2 separate regions of the Homo sapiens genome follow, and region 2 is linked to region 1. A link is a loop called in an ENCODE intact Hi-C map of the cell type or tissue named here. Cell type or tissue: CD4-positive, alpha-beta T cell. All regions are shown on one strand. Each heading gives the region's core, and the rest is flanking DNA. Links, peaks and the distances in the headings are about the cores only.

Evidence for each region. A loop is a pair of places that touch in the nucleus more often than their neighbours do. Peaks named below come from ENCODE experiments on the same cell type or tissue, not always from the same donor. Only the 100,000 strongest peaks of a DNase experiment are listed, where the experiment ranks them.
Region 2: a loop joins it to region 1, with 2.8 times the contacts of the local background. A loop is called at or near these places in 7 of 110 quality-filtered maps.

What each region holds. Positions count from the first base shown.
Region 1 is chr10:28,332,812-28,335,733 of GRCh38, forward strand. It overlaps a transcript of MPP7 not described here. Among named protein-coding and RNA genes, the nearest start is that of MPP7-DT, 31 kb to the left of the region's middle. RefSeq lists a silencer at 1,534-1,583 and enhancers at 2,229-2,348, 2,619-2,668. In CD4-positive, alpha-beta T cell, for the core only: no CTCF peak of the experiment used is centred there; DNase peaks (open chromatin) are centred at 760, 1,660, 2,270, 2,540 and 1 weaker place; H3K4me3 peaks cover 2,500 bases; H3K27ac peaks cover 2,500 bases.
Region 2 is chr10:28,249,373-28,252,294 of GRCh38, forward strand. The region is part of intron 1 of MPP7 (MAGUK p55 scaffold protein 7); the gene reads right to left. Among named protein-coding and RNA genes, the nearest start is that of MIR8086, 39 kb to the right of the region's middle. In CD4-positive, alpha-beta T cell, for the core only: a CTCF peak has its summit at 1,623; a DNase peak (open chromatin) is centred at 1,589.

The DNA.
Region 1 (2,922 bases), core at 121-2,620:
CCACCATGCCTGGCTAATTCTTTTATTTTTATATAGAGACAGAGTCTCACTATGTTGCCCAAGCTGGTCACAAACTCCCAACCTCAAGCAATCCTCCCACCCCAGCACCCCAAAGTGCTGGGATTACAGGCATGAGCCACCGTGCCTGGCCCTATTTGCTTTGTACAGAGGAAACCATGTCAAGTGTCCAACAGCTGATACACACATCTAAGATTTGAATCCATTCATGTCTGGGGACACAGGCTATGCTTATGGCATTGTGAGAATTCTACTTAACTTTAACCTAATGTGTTAAAATTTCAATATTCTGGAATACACTATTCTAATTCTTTTTATTTATTTATTTTTTAAGACAGAGAGTGTCACTCTGTTGCCCAGGCTGGAGTGCAATGGCACGATCTCAGCTCACTGCAACCTCCGCCTCCCTGGTTCAAGTGATTCTCCCTGCCTCAGCCTCTGGAGTAGCTGAGATTACAGGCACCCGCCACCACACCCAGCTAATTTTTGTATTTTTAGTAGAGACAGGGTTTTGCCATTTGGCCAGGCTGGTCTCGAACTCCTGACCTAAGGTGATCCACCCATCTCAGCCTCCCAAAGTGTTGGGATTACAGGCGTGAGCCACTGCGCCTGGCCGCTATTCTAATTCTTGAGTTCTGCAATTATACTATCCTGTTTAGCACACATCATAAATTTTCAGCTGAAGTAAATCACTCAGAAGTAACAGGAAAAGGTTACATGTAGGTCTCAGATGTTCCGTTATGCAACGTTGTACATTTGTGAAACTACAACAAGCAGGAAATACTGCAACTAAAGTCTAGTGCAAATTTGGCAGCACAGATAATTACAGTCTAATTTTCTACAATGTAACTTTTTCAAGTATTTTGCAGGAAACAGTTTCCATTTGAAAAGAGATACATGTAGCCACATTTCCCAGTGAGACACATGTAAAGTAGGTGGAATTAATTTTTTTAAGTCTATCTAGAAACAAAGGAAAAGCAGAGGTTTCCTCCCAAACATCCAAACCCAGATGTAGATGAAAAATTTGGGCCGAGAAATTTTTGTATGGGCTGCACAGTGGAGACATAATAGTAGCCAAGGGGGCCGGCTGCGGTGGCTCGTGCCTGTAATCCCAGCACTTTGGGAGGCCAAGGCGGGCGGATCACTTGAGGTCAGGAGTTCGAGATCAGCCTGGCCAACATAGTGAAACCTTGTCTCTAGTAAAACAAAAAATACGAAAAAATTAGCCAGGCATTGTGTCACACACCTGTAGTCCCAGCTACTCAGGAAGCTGAGGCAGGAGAATTGCTTGAACCCAGGAGGTGGAGGTTACAGTGAGCCAAGATCATGCCACTGCACTCCAGTCTGGGTGACAGAGTGAGACCTTGTCTAAAAAAAGAAAAAAAAAATAGTGGCTGAGTCATCAAGGAGGTGAGATGAAGGAGAAAATGAAAGATGAAAAATTCCTAAAACAAAGTTTTAGAACAACTAAAGGAGCAGAATAAAAGTAATCATTTTAATTCAAGATATTATACATAAGAATAACGTGATCTGGACAAAACAAGAGAGAACATGATAGTTGACTCCCCATCACCACTAAATACTCAACTGTTAACCACAGCAATTGCATCCAGGATGAGATGATGGTTACGGTGTCTGAGTGAAGCTACTGTTTTGCTTCTTTCTTTAGTTGCCAAGCAACCTGTTGACCTCAATGTTCTTGTGTTTATACTCAAGTCAATGTGCTTGACGTTTATTTGTTCTGATATAAATAATTGTGTGCCCTAGTAGAGATACAAATCTACAAGGGTTAAAATGCTGTGTGGAATTTAAATATTAACACTTTCCCTTTAGGAACATCTGTTTCTCCCAGTCTTTTTCTCTTTGTGAATATCAATGTTTTATTTACACAGTTAAGACCCTGGTGATGGGAAATATTTTAAGCTAAAGACAGAGTGGGATTCTGGTTTAGGAAGACAGACTCATCCCATACATTTTCTTTCTCACCCTTCCAAAATCCTATTGAAATGAGATAAAATATTTTAAAATTATATTACTTACCTATTGTTGTGTAACAAATTACCCCAGAACTTGAGGGCTTAACACAAGCAACACGTTTTTGAATCTCAGTTTGTGTGGGTCAGAAATGAGGAGGCAAATTAGCTGAAAGTTTCTGTTTTAGGATCACTCACGAGGCGGCAATCAAGATGCTGCTGGGGCTGCTGTCATCCGAAGATTTCACTGTGCTTGGGGATTCACCCTCAAGTTCCCGACACGGCTGCACGGCTGTGGGAGGAGATCTTAGTTCCTCATGGCACTGAACTCTCCACAGAGCTGTTTGGGTGTCCCCTTGACATGACACCTGCTTTCTCCCAGAGGGAGTAATCCCAGGGACAGAAGACAAGGCAGAAGCCACAGGTTTTTTGGGGTTTTTTTTGAGACGGAGTCTTGCTCTGTCACCCAGGCTGGAGTGCAGTGGCGCGATCTCGGCTCACTGCAAGCTCCGCCCCCCGGGTTCACGCGAAGCCACAGGTCTTTTATGAGGTAGCCTCAGAAGCCACATGTCATCATTTCTGCCATCTTGTATTAATCATGCAGACTAACTTGGATCCAGTGTGGGAGATGACTACCTAAGGGATGTGGGCTATCTTGAAGTCTGGCTACCAAAAAGCTAAATCCAAAACAGCATAGTAAAAGGGAAATGGTAGCCATCAGAAGATCTTTTGAATGATAGATATCAAGTGGAATTATAGGATATTAGAAATAAAAATTAGAGTCCTGGATCTAAAAACTTAAGGATGTAATCAAATTAATTCTCAGTGGAAAATGTATAGCCTCAATTTATTATTAGAAAAACCTAAAAGATAGAAAAATATATTATCTAAATATTCAACTGAAGTAATTATAAAAACTTTTACTGGCCAG
Region 2 (2,922 bases), core at 88-2,587, 83 kb before region 1:
GAGGTCAGGAGTTCAAGACCAGCCTGACCAACATGGCGAAACCCCATCTCTACTAAAAATACAAAAATTAGCCGGGCATGGTGGCACACGCTTGTAGTCCCAGCTATTCGAGAGGCTGAGGCAGGAGAATTGCTTGAACCTGGGAGGCAGAGGGTGTAGTGAGCTGAGATCCACTGCAATACAGCCTGGGCAACAGAGAGAGACTTTGTACACCGCCAAAAAAGGTCATATGTGCCCAGTCCCCTTGACATCTCGTGCTCCCTTTTCCCCGAGTAAGCAGACTCTGCTAGTGCCAGTCAGCTTGCCGGCTGCCCACTCTCACCATTTCACTGGGTTTGGGTCACACTTGTGCTGGCTGCGTGCCTTTCTCACACAAACTTCTGCTGACCTGGGCTTCTGATATGATAAGAGAGCCTGCACCTTCCCCTGGTGGGAGGAGCCTAGCCCACTCCTCTCTGGAATGGCTCCACTTCTCTTCTCGCATGGAGAAGTCTAGCATGGGCCATTGTTTTAGCCAAGAATGATGTCCTCTTCAACTTTTGTGCACATTTGAAATTTTTGTTGATGAAAAAAGTGTCCTTTTCAACATTTTGATTTAAAATGTAATAGCATTTACTATATATCCATCTCTTGAAAGTCTCAAAAAAAAAAAAAACTGTAGAAAGAAACTATTATATAACCACAAATTACTAACAGTAAAAGCAAGCCTTTGTGGTTCTCCTATTGGATGTAACAGAACCCATTATCTATACCACCAAATTCTAACTTTCCTGATTTTATTTCCCTAAACATCTCTCTCCTAACATCCTTTGTTTTGGAGAGATGCTCAATAGAGTATTTAGGGGTGTCAAGTAATGGTGTCTGTAATTTATGCAAAAATACTTCAGCAGAGAGGCGGAGGAGAGGGAGAGAGAACATATGGCCAAATGTCATCTGTTGCTGGATCTAAGATGGACATATGGGTATTCATTGTACTATTCTTTCTACTTTTCTATATATCTTGAAATTTTTATGCTAAAACTTTTTTAGGGGAAAAAAAGAACTTCCACATCTCCCAGCCTCTTATATCCCAGAATTATGTGCCTTCTGAGAACCCTAATAAGCCCATCGGCAAACACAGTAATCCTCAAATTGGTCTGTTCCCACCTCCAACCCATCCTACACAGGCTGCCAGCATCATCTTTCAAAGATCCTTACGTGATCACTTGACTACTCTAAATAAACGAGCTGATGATTCAACCGCACTTTCATGATAAAGTTTAAATTCCTTAAATTGAGACATGCTCTTGGTCCTTTCTTATTGCTTTCTTTGCAAAAATCACACCAACACCCTCTCTCAAGTTTTCTATAAAACTACAACCCTGAACACACTGTGTTATTTCATGCTTCTTTGAATTTGATCACTCTAGTTCCTCTGCCTGCTTCAAAATATAGGTTTAATTACATGTATGTTACCACACTGCCTAATGAGGAGCCTGTGAGCAAAAAGGATCATAATAGTAAGTATAGGTGTCAACAAAGTCTAATCTATAAAGTCATACAGTCTTTTTCAAACCTGCATATGACTATTCAGCAATTCCTTTCAAATTCAGTAGAGGGTGCCATGATTTAATTTTTAAAAGGAAAATGGAATTCATGTTAACAAAGGCAACTTTCACAAGCTTTAGCTGATGTGTTAAAGCTATAAAAAATATATTTCTAATAAGTAAGGAATGTGAAACTAAAAATAAACACCCAACATTGTCTTAATCTGAACAAATAACATATTTTTGATTTAAGAAAGAACCATATAAGAATACATCAAAATTCTGGTTGGGCACAGCGGCTCAAGCCTGTAACACCAGCACTTCGGGAGGCCGAGGTGGGCAGATCACTTGAGGTCAGGAGTTTGAGACCAGCCTGGCCAACATGGTGAAACCCCATCTCTACTAAAAATACAAAAATTAGCCAGGTGTGGTACATGCCTGTAGTCCCAGCTACTCGGGAGGCTGAGGCAGGATAATTGCTTGAACCCGGGAGGCGGAGGTTACAGTGAGCCGAGATCGCACCATTGCATTCCAGCCTAAGTGACAGAACAAGGCCCTGTCTCAAAAAAAAATTAAAAAAATAAAATAAAATAAAAATTCTAATTGTGATTATACCCTCTGAACCAACAATAGCTTGTAGGAATACACCCTAAGAAATAATCATACAAGTATGCAACAATGAGCCAATCAATCTACTGTAAAATATAACAGAAAAGTGTTCAAGTTTTTAAAGAAAGTATCTTCATTGCAGAGTTACTACTTCACTTCACTCACAATATCAACACAGAACTGATGCAGGCACAGGTATTCCGACTTCAATACACCAACACAGGAGGCCTCTATTCCCTGGCACCTCTTTATTCACTTTTGCCATTTAGCCAGGCAGGATAGCACACACCTGTAGTCCCAGATACTTGGGAGGCTGAGGTGGGAGGATTACTTGACCCCAGGAATTCAAGACCAGCCTGAGCAACACAGTAATGACCCCCATCTCTAATATATGTATACTTAACAACAACAAAAAAAAACTTTTTCCATTTGTTTCACTTTGGGTCTTCTAATCTATACTTTCCTACGCTAATTCCTGGTCCATTTTTAGTTTTTCTTTTGCAGTTTCAGAAAGGTGCTAACAATCAGCAGTGACTACACTTGAGACAAGACAACAGACCTCAAATTATCGGTTACTGCCAAAATCAATCTTTTCATTTTGTGACTTAGCTTATACATTGCTTAGTTATCAAATGCTTATCAAACTCCTGTGATTAGCAAAGTACTATGTCAGGGGTATAACAAAAAATATCAAACTATAAACATAGTAGATTTCATTATCTTAAGATCAATTTCACTTCCAAAATTCAGAATCTATGAGTCTAGATTGTATTCTGCCGTTTTACTC